Linked DNA regions of Homo sapiens: region 1 is linked to region 2. Evidence: read pairs that join two places in POLR2A ChIA-PET (ENCODE). Cell type or tissue: Panc1. All regions are shown on one strand. Each heading gives the region's core, and the rest is flanking DNA. Links, peaks and the distances in the headings are about the cores only.

What was found. ChIA-PET counts read pairs that join two places held together with the same protein. Peaks named below come from ENCODE experiments on the same cell type or tissue, not always from the same donor. Only the 100,000 strongest peaks of a DNase experiment are listed, where the experiment ranks them.
Region 1: POLR2A ChIA-PET joins it to region 2 with 7 read pairs; 1 of 35 experiments calls an interaction of 5 or more read pairs at or near these places.

The regions. Positions count from the first base shown.
Region 1 is chrX:134,988,819-134,994,209 of GRCh38, reverse strand. SMIM10 (small integral membrane protein 10) reads right to left here and starts at 3,219. Exons shown (of 1, transcript NM_001163438.2): 1 at 1,737-3,219. The coding sequence starts at 3,114. The coding sequence ends at 2,863. In Panc1, for the core only: no CTCF peak of the experiment used is centred there; DNase peaks (open chromatin) are centred at 3,279 and 3,518; H3K4me3 peaks cover 1,794 bases; H3K27ac peaks cover 4,349 bases.
Region 2 is chrX:134,890,484-134,895,874 of GRCh38, reverse strand. It overlaps MOSPD1 (motile sperm domain containing 1), which reads left to right. Exons shown (of 6, transcript NM_019556.3): 5 at 4,235-4,396. Among named protein-coding and RNA genes, the nearest start is that of MOSPD1, 22 kb to the left of the region's middle. In Panc1, for the core only: no CTCF peak of the experiment used is centred there; no DNase peak of the experiment used is centred there; H3K27ac peaks cover 273 bases.

The sequences.
Region 1 (5,391 bases), core at 272-5,271, 98 kb before region 2:
GTCCCTATCTCAGGGTTGTTGTGAGGATTAAATTATGTATATAGGCCGGGCGTGGTGGCTCACGCCTGTAATCCCAGCACTTTGGGAGGCTGAGGTGGGCAGATCATCTGAGGTCAGGAGTTCGAGACTAGCCTGGCCAACATGGTGAAACCCCGTCTCTACTAATAATACAAAAATTAGCCGGGCATGGTAGTGCACACCTGTAATCCCAGCTACTTGGGAGGCTAAGGCAGGAGAATCGCTTGAACCTGGGAGGCGGAGGTTGCAGTGAGCCAAGATCGCGCCATTGCACTCCAGCCTGGATGACACTCCATCTCAAAAAAAAAAAAATGATGTATATAAAGTGCTTAGAACATTGTATGGCATATTGTAAGTGTGCACTCTTTCCATTTATTATTTCTCTATAACTGAGTTGAGTATATGAATATATAATATACATGTATCACTCTTTGACTCAATCACTTGAATCATTGATTAGGTGGCTTCACATTTACTAAATTCATTCCACATCAATAAAATATAATTCCTTATCATTTTAATGGCCACATAGTATTCTATTATATAGATGTACTATTTTGATTTAACCAGCTCCTACTGTTGGATGTAGGAGTTTATTTCCACTGTTCTGCTATTATATATTTCTTTCTCTTTTTTTTTAATTTTACATTAGTTTCTTAATTAGACCCCAGGTGAACTCATGTTTTGCTCTTATGGTCAACACCAAAATTTAAGATTATATAAACATCACTGGGCCCCTGTCCGATTTTTTTTTTTTTTTTTGAAACAGAGTGTGGCTCTGTCACCCAGACTGGAGTGCAGTGGTGCGATCTTGGCTCACTACCACCTCCACCTCCCTGGCTCAAACCATCCTCCCACGTCAGCCTCTTGAGTAGCTGGGACTACAGACACGTACCACCATGCCCAGCTAATTTTTGTATTTTTATTAGTGACAGGGTTTTGCCATGTTGCTCAGGCTGGTCTTGAACTGCTGAGCTCAAACAATCCGCCCGCCTCAGCCTCCCAAAGTGCTGGGATTTCAGGCGTAAGCCACCGTGCCCAGCCTTCAATTTTTAAGTTTTGAAAATTAATCACATATTTATTGTTTAATTTTTATCTTAACTATGACATTCCACAGATTTGCTCATGAGAAGTTTCATGGTGTGAAGAAGCTCTGGGCTACATGAAGACTATTGGCCGTTTTTATTTTTATGTTTTTATTTATTTATTTATTCATTTGAGACAGAGTCTCGCTCTGTTGCCCAGGCTGGAATGCAATGGCATGATCTTGGCTCACTGCAACCTCTGCCTCCTGGGTTCACGCGATTCTCCTGCCTCAGCCTCCCGAGTAGCTGTGATTACAGGTGCCCGCAACCATGCCCGGCTAATATTTTGTGTTTTTAGTAGAGACAGGGTTTCCCCATGTTGGCCAGGCTGGTCTCTAACTCTTGACCTTAGGGGATCCACCTGCCTTGGCCTCCCAAAGTGCTGGGGATTACAGGTGTGAGCCACCCCGCCCGGCCCATTTTTAGTTTTAAAGCATTTCCATATGGCCTGTGGTCTGTTTGGAAACAAGACATTTACAAAGTCAAGGAAATCATAGTTTGTGTGATCACCCAGGAACCTTGTAGGATATACAGATACTACTGAAGAAAGATAGGAAGGCACTTATTTTAACTCAGAGTCCACCTGACACTCTTAGCAACCCCCCCCCCAAATTTCATTCTAAATGCAATAAATTCATTTTAATGTCTTGATTTTTAATCGAAGCAAAAGCAATACATGTGTATAGTTTTTAAAAATCAAACAGTAGAAAAAGGACATATAATGAAAAGTAATAGAACTGTCCCTCCTTCTCAACTCTTGCTTCCCCAAATCAGAAACACAAACTTCTACACGTGCTTGTTTAGAGATTACACCCCCTTTTTCAATAACATGCCTTTATTACTATTTCTTGACTTAATGACATGAGGCATTTTCTGCTGACTTCCTGCCGCCCCCCTCAGCTCTCCTTCCCCCTGAATATAGTCATATCACTAATTTTTAACTCTTCTGTTGGCTACCTGGTTCAATGAATAGCAAAGTGGAATGCTCTGATTGGATTTTCTCATCACCGACTCCAGAGTCTTGATCCATGTGCCAATATTCAAACAGATTCCCTTTCTCACACTTTCGGCAACTGTTCAAAACCATGCCACATCTGAGGTTGCTTCATATGTGAAACATAAGTTTCTTGCACAGTTTTTAATGTTCTTCCCTGTAGTTTCTTTCTGTCATTTTTTTTCCTTTGGGTTGAAGAAATGTATGCCTTCCAGAACATGTTATTAATGTCCTCCAGCTTATTATTCAATCCATCTATTGCTTAGAATTCATCTCATTCAATTGGGTCTATTCACTTCGTTTCTAATTGGGGAGATTTGCCTGCTGTCTGAGCCATTCTTGTTCAGTTTATCTTTCCTTAAGTTTTTAGTTACCTTTCCCCGTTTTTTTTTTTTATTGCATTCTGTGCCCATTGTCATTTCCTAAAGTTCGTGCTGTTTTCTGTTTTACGGATGCAAAAACTTCTCAGATATTTTTAAGGATTTTCAAATTTTTAAGCTGTATTCTGTTCCTTCAAATATTTCCTTGAGAGTCAATTTTTCATTCTATCTTAGACGATTTGGGTTATATTTCAGGCTTTCCACAAATGCTGTTTTTTTCTTTTTTTGCCACCCATTTATACTAAAAGATGAGGCAATGGAAAGAATGAGTGGCAAGTCTGCATGCAGGAGCGGAGTTGGTCGCTTTGCTCTAGGGTGGGTGAGCAGGTGGGTGGAAGTCAGCCATCCTGACGAGGAGCCCCCAAATGCCACAAAGTTAGTGGCTCTAAATATATACCTGCAGGTGGACGTTGAGAATCACCGAGGCCAGAATATAGAAGTAAAAGAAGTTCTTGCGCAGCCGCCAGGCCAGGTCGAAGAAGGTGAGCAGCGTGCGCGTGAGCGTCTTGCAGAAGGCGCCGTAAGAGCCGCGGGTCCCCTGCGGGCGCGACAGCCGCACCGCCAGGCCAGACAGGGCCGCCGCCGCCATGGACCTGATGCTGCCTCCCACATAGTGCCCAGAGCCCAAGGCCTCCATCAGGCTCCGCTGACTCACCGACCGTGGGACAGAGGGATGGACGCGGGAAAGTACGGGCGGGAGGCCTCCTGGGCTGCTGCTGATCCGAGCTGCGCTGCAAGGCGGAAGCCCTCCTTTCCCGGCAGGGCTCTGGCCCCAGCGGTCACTGGCGCCCTGCCAGGTTCCGCCCCGCCCCACGGGGTCCGCGTGGCCTAGAGTCAGTTTAGCCTAACTGTCCTGGCCCAGGCCCCAGAACCCCAGGAAGGGCAGGGCACGTGCTGACGTGGGAGACCTAGCTTCCTAACCCGGGCTGTCTTTTCTTTAAAATTATGTTTAATTTTTAAGTTTTTTTCAGTTTTTTAAGTTTTAACAAAAGGAACACAAAACTTGCTCAAAACGATATAAAATGTCCTTCATAAGCATGATCTTGAGCAACTCAGAAGCACAAACCCATTTCCTGTTGTCTCATCCCTTTAGGAACGTTTTTCAATCCTCAACTCTTGAGCTAGTACAAATATACAAAACCCGCAACTTTTCTGGACATTAAAATGTGTGCATTCTGCTTGAATAATTCAAGCAATACTTCTGTTTTTGTGTTAGATCTTTCGTATTCTTCTGATTGGAAAAGTCATTCAATCAAGTTTTTAGAAATTTTCAAAGCAGAAATATGTAAAACAATAGAAAGCAAATTCCCTGCATAGCTTCACTTTCCCCTCCTACCCTTGCCATGAACTACTATTACGTTTGCTGTATCTACTTCCCGACTTTATGTATTGATATATTGCTCTTACCTTTTCAAGAATGTACATCTACTTCACTCTCTTTGATGACTGAATAGTGATCTATGTACATGTTGACTAATAGTGGTCAATAATTTATTTAACCAGATCCCTATTGATGGACATTCTGAATGTTTCTAGTTTTTCATATGTCAAAAATTGTTTCAGTGAACATCACTGTACATATGAATTTACAAGTGGCAGAACAGTAGGAATAATATGACCCCATCTTTGTTTATGAAAACAATTACATATACATATACATTTAGTGTTCAAAGCCAAAACGTTTTACTAATACATGCGATTGATCAAAAAAGTTTAGAGATCAGGGCTCTATGTTACCTTGAGTGTTAACAATCTTAATTTTTTTATTACCAATATGATAGGCAGTACATTTCATTATTCTTCTAATTTGCATTCATTTAATTGTCAGTGCAGTTGAGCAACTTTTCTAAATTTCTGAAGTTTTCAATATTGTTTTTCTGATGGCTTGTAAAACATTAAACATCATATTTATTATGAGAAAAGTAAAATTCCTAGGCTCATAACCCCCTAGAGAGAAAGACTACTAATTTGTATATGTTTTTATCAATTGTTTGCGTATATTTATAAGCACAAACATGTATACGCACATAGATATATTTACAAATCGTAAAACAAAAATGGAATCAGATAAACATATGCAGTCCGGGCGCTCACGCCTGTAATCCTAGCACTTTGGGAGGTTGAGGCAGGCGGATCACCTGAGGTCAGGAGTTCAAGGCCAGCCTGGCCAGCATGGTGAAACCCTGTCTCTACTAAAAATACAAAAATTAGCTGGGTGTGGTGGCACTCGCCTGTGGTCCCATCTACTCAGGAGGCTGATGCAGGAGAATCGCTTGAACCCAGGGGTGGAGGTTGCAGTGAACCGAGATCGTGCCACTGCACTCCAGCCTGGGTGACAGAGCTAGACTCGGTCTCAAAAACAAACAAACAAAAACCAAATAAAACCAAACAAACAAAACAACATATGTCCCCACCTTTGCTTTTAAACATAATGATATGTCTTGCATATGTTCCCATGTTGATACTTTATTGGCTGTGTGTTATTCCTTATGGATGGCCAATAATTAACTGATCTCCTGTTGATGGATTTTTGGATGGTTTCAAATTTTTCGCAATCATAAGCAATGCTGAGATTAATATTTTGCATGCACATCATTGTACACCTTTCTGATATTTTCCAGGGATACATTCATAGAAGTGGAATTCTTAGCTCAAAGGGTTTTCATGTAAGGATTTTGATACGTATTGTCAAACTGCCTTCCACTAGCTTGTACTAATATACACATGAACATACCGTCAGCAGTTCCTAACAATTGGCATTCACATTCTTTTAATCAGTTGACATTCTGATAGGTGAAAAGGGTATCTCACTGATGTTTTAATTTGCACGGTTTGATTACTAGCAAGGTTGCTCCATTTTAGCCAATGTCTCATTAACAAGGCAAGTCACAGAGCAGATTCAAGAGAAAAGAAA
Region 2 (5,391 bases), core at 164-5,163:
TCTGGTAATACCAGGACTAGTGACTAGGTAGTAGCTATTAGGTTGGTGCAAAAGCAATTGCGATTTTTGCCATTACTTTTAATTGCAAAATCCGCAATTACTTTTGCACCAACCTATAGTGGATTGTTTTATTCTCAGCAACTATTATCAACTGACAGGACCAGCTTTTCATCTTTTGAAGCTGAAAGAGAACCTTTGTCCAGTGTCACTTTATCAGATCAATATTGTAAAGTTAACATAGTTATGAAATGCAAGATTCCCTTTTTAAAATACTTCCTCTAGTACAAAGAAGGCCATTTAATTTGTATTTGTTTTTTGAAGTTACACTTGTAATTTAAAATGGTCTTTGAAGTTCAGTTTTGTATTTAACAGATTGGTTTAATAACCAAGAATAATAAGGAGTAAGATTTAGGGGTATATGTGTATGTAAATATATGTAAGGAGAACTTTATTCCTTTTATTTTTAAATTTATTAAAATTCAGGTGAAGATCATGCTAAAAAGGCTAAATAATTAAAGTATGTATTGTCTTATTTTATTTTTTATTTTTTGAGAAAGGGTTTCTCTCTATCGCCCAGGCTAGAGTGCAGTGGTGCCATCATAGTTCTCTGCAGCCTCCAACTCCTGGATTCAAGTAATCCTCCTGCCTCAGCCTCCCGAGTAGCTGGGACTACAGGTGCTCGTCACCACACCCAGGGTCTCGCTATGTTGCCCAGGCTCGTCTTACCTAGCCTCAAGCAATCCTCCTGCCTCAGCCTCCTAAAGTACTGGGATTACAGGCCTGAGCTCCCGCACCTGGCCTTATTTTAGTTTTCTAACAAACCTTGGTATCTAAAGTATATTAAAGAATTTTTCTAATAGTAAAATTGGAGTAGGCAGATGAATGAGGATAGGTGATGCTAGCATAACACATGGTGATCTCTGTTTTGAGGGAAAAAATTATCTAATCCATTCCTGTAAGGAAGCTCAATGAAGGCAGGCACTTTTCCTAGTAATTTTATATCCTCAGCACCTAGCACAGGGCCTGGCACAGAGAAGTTACATAATGAACTTGTAAATGGGCTGAGCTAGGAAGGCTGGACTTCAGGTCTGGTGAGGGTCTGTGGGAATGGTTTTTTTGTTTTGTTTTGTTTTGGCTTACAAGGTTTTCATGGCTATGACAGCTGTTTAGAGGAAAGGTGATACCACAGCAGAGCCCCATTCACAGTCCTGGCCAACATGTCCCGTTTATGGGTAGTTACCCCAATGTGCCTAATTACCTGGAAGTAAGTTGAGTAAAGTTTTCTTCTTTAATAGAGTATCATGATGACTGATTTAGTCTCCTGTCTATTAAATTTACAGGAATTTATGTGTAGTTTCCAACATGTGGAAAACTCAGGTTTTTAAGTTTTTCTGAACTAAAATGTTGAAAATTAATTGAGATTGTTTTGGGGAGGCTTTGAAATGTCATTACTTTTACAAGTCCTTAGCTTAGAGAATATTTCAACAAATGCGTATTATTAAAGTATTAGAGGTGCAGCAGTGTTGTGAGACTCACTTTTAGCAGGAAAATGGTTGATGGCTTCATTATGAAAAATTTGGATTTTGAAATATATTGAAAGTCAGTAAAAACGAGAAAAAAATTTAAGTTTATTGTATAAAACACATATAGCAATAACATAAGAAAATGTACCTGTAATCTCACACACTTAACAAATCTGCTTATATAAGTGTTCCATGTTACTTTCCAGACCTTGCCTATGTGCATAAGTACATTTTGTGAGTATATTTTGTGAGTTTTTTTCATTCAACAGAAATTTAACTGTTAAATTAAGGGAAACCTACAAAGTATACTTTCATAAAATGCTAGAGTTCAGGTTATTAAAAAGCCATTTTAAAAGATACATCTGAATCTTAGTGGGTTTGTCTTAATTACATTATTAATGAACTGCTGTGTCTATGCTATAATGTTTGAGTTAGTGCCCTCTGGCTTCAGAAAATTATGGTCTTAATTATTGTTTATAATAATACAAAATTGAAAATAACCGAAAAGTCCATCAATTGGGAATTGATTAAATTATAAATATTCATAAGATAGTGTGCCAGGCAGACATTTACAAGGATCTGATAGAATGATGAATGCTTATACATTGTCATAGAAAGAGCTTCAAATATATTTCTAAGTAAGGAAAAAAAAACAGTTATATAACAGTATGTATAATATGGCCTTATTTATGTAAAAGATTCTTCTACATGTTTATATGGGCATTTGTAAAATCTAAAAGGATACATACCAAGCTGTTAACAGTGTTAGCTCTAGGAGGGTGGAATTATGGAGGAACATTTACGTTTTCTGTATCTTTATAACATATTTTACAACGATCCTGTAGTACTAGGGAAAAAAGCTTTTTCCATTTTGAAAAATTTCAAGCATTTATGCAAATGTTTTTCGAATACTAAAAATTCCAAATTTCTCTAAATACTAAATGTTCTCTACTAAAAATTATTTGAAATTATCTTTTGTGGGTTTGCAGTGAATGGCGTACTTGTCATAAATAACTGTTTTCTTTGAGAATTCATCCTTGCAACAAAGATAACTATAAAGGTACTCTATTAACTGAAACAAGACTTGGGGTTTTTCTTTTAGGTATTTCTGCTATTGTTTCATTCCAAACAATAATTACTATAAAATTTGAATTTGTTTTCACCTCTCTGGCTCTGATGAAGTACAGTTAAACTCCACACAACAGCTAAGGTATTAATAATTTAGAAAAGTTCCATTTAATAATAGAATGAACAGCATTATTTCATTAATGAAACACAAAGATTGTGTTGCTGTTGGCTATTCCTTTCAATGAAAGGAAAGGTAGTGGGAAAAGCCATATGACAGAAAATGCTGTTATTGGGTTTCTTAAAAATATGAGTATGTATACTATACACATAGAGCCAGAACTGTAGAATAGCAGGTCTGATAACATTTTTAATCTTTTTTGTTTTGTTTTTTTGAGACAGAGTCTTGCTCTGTCACCCAGGCTGAAGTACAATGGTGCAGTCTAGGCTCACTGCAACCTCCACCTCCCGAGTTCAAGCGATTCTTCTCCCTCAGCCTCCTGAGTAGCTGGGACTACAGGTGCGTGCCACCACACCCGGCTAATTTTTGTATTTTTAGTAGAGATGGGGTTTCACCATGTTGGCCAGGCTGTTCTCAAACCCCTGACCTCATGGTCCACCCACCTTGGCCTCCCAAAGTGCTAGGATTACAGGCGTGAGCCGTGCCCAGCCTTTTTTAAAAATCTTTTAGAATTTTATTTTAGGAACATTTAACATGAGATCTACTCTCTTAATGAATGTTCATGTAAATAAAATATTGGTTAAATGTGGGAACAATTGTCGAGTAGATTTCTAGGCCTCACTCAGTTTACATAATTGAGACCTATGCCCATTGATTAGCAATTTGCATTATCCTCCTCCTCCAGCCCCTGGCAACCACCCATTTTGCTCTCTGCTTCTATGAGTTTGACTATTTTAGATTTCCTGTGTAAGTGGAATCATGCAGTATTTGTCCTTCTGTGACTGGCTTATTTCTCTTAGCGTATTTGCCAGATACTGTTTCTGCTGTTTTCTTCTTTACTATAAATGGGTTAGAGCAGAGGGAAACACTTTTGGTTCCTTAACATTTTCAAAATTGATAGCGGGATGTGCAGTTATTAGGATCAAACCTATCTGGGGAGCTCCTTAAAATATTCTCATAAAGGTAGTGGAGGTCTAGTGTGGCAGGCTCAAATTGAATATACACAGGCAAGCCACTGGGGTACTGGAAGAAAGTATCAGAACTTCAATTTATATTTATTTTTAGCACATTCTTCCAAAAATCTATTTGTATGTTTTATATTAAGCATAACACAGTACAGAACTTGTGCATATAATTTTAAAATGTGCATACATCGATGATACATGCTTGAATACTTTCTACTGACTAGGGTGGGATGGTCGGGGGAGTTGGTGACCACCTTTCAGTAAGAACTCACTACCTCACAATGCCACGTCAGCATTCCATCCTGCAATGATTCAGACCAGTTAAGACATGGGCTTCCACATCAGCCCAGCAGTTAACTCTCAGATGGAAAAAATGATGGGGAAACAATTGGAGAAGTTAGACAAAATCAGAATACTGGTCTGTGGTGGCCAGTGTTTGTGAAGGAACTTTTGTCTTAAAGTTTTTAGAAGGAAGCTTAGGGATTTTTGTCTTTTTACAGAAAACAGAGCTGTATCCTCAGGACCTAGTTTACTAACTGTCTTCCTGGGAGTGGTGTGCATTGCAGCCCTGATGCTGCCTACACTGGGGGATGTGGAATCGCTGGTGCCTCTCTACCTCCACTTAAGTGTGAATCAAAAATTAGTGGCTGCTTATATCTTAGGTAAGGGTTTTAAAGATGCATTTGGGACATATGTGTAGGGCTTTATGTGTGTGGTAGGGTGGTGGTGGTTTGATTTTTTTTTTTTTTCCCAAAGAACAGGTAAAGAAATGCTTCAAGAGCATATTGAGGTCAGGTGCCTTTGAAGACTTTTTTAACTCACATTTAGTTCTTTTTAGCTTATTTATCTAGTACCTGATACTATATTCAATTATTTTCCTTTTGCTGACTTACAATGGCATAAAACATGTATAAAATGTAAGACGCATGCATTCCATGATACAGCATTTCTACTTTTAGGAATTGCTCCTAGGGAAACAGACAAAGTACATACAGTGATAAAGATGAACAGTGCAGCCTTGTTTAATATTGTGAACGTTTCTCTTTTATTATTATTTTTTCTTTACTTTTGAAGCCACCATGTTCAGAACCTTTCTCTTTAAACTAATTCCCTTATTTCCTGTTGATTCACTATTTCAGTCATCCTGGCTTGAAATCTTAGAGTTAATTGTTTCAATTGAACAAATATTTATTCCGTACCTTCCATGTGTCGAGGATTAGTGTTCTGGTGATGAATGACTTTCCTCATGTTCTCCTCTCACCTTTGCTTAGATGCCAACTCTTTTCAGTATTCCCTGGCATATGTGCTTTCTCTTATTTATTTATTTATTTAGAGACGGAATTTCGCTCTTGTTGCCCAGGCTGGAGTGCAATGTTGCCATCTCGGCTCGCTGCAAGCCCCGCCTCCCAGGTTCAAGCTATTCTCCTGCCTCAGCCTCCCGAGTAGCTGGGATTACAGGCATGCACCACCACATCAGGCTAATTTTGTATTTTTAGTAGAGATGGGGTTTCTCCATGTTGGTCAGGGTGGTCTCGAACTCCCGACCTCAGGTGATCCGCCCAACTCAGCCTCCCAAAGTGCTAGGATTACAGGCGTGAGCCACCACACCTGGCCGCTCTCTCTTTTTTATTTTGAAATCATCTTGATTGTCTCTCTC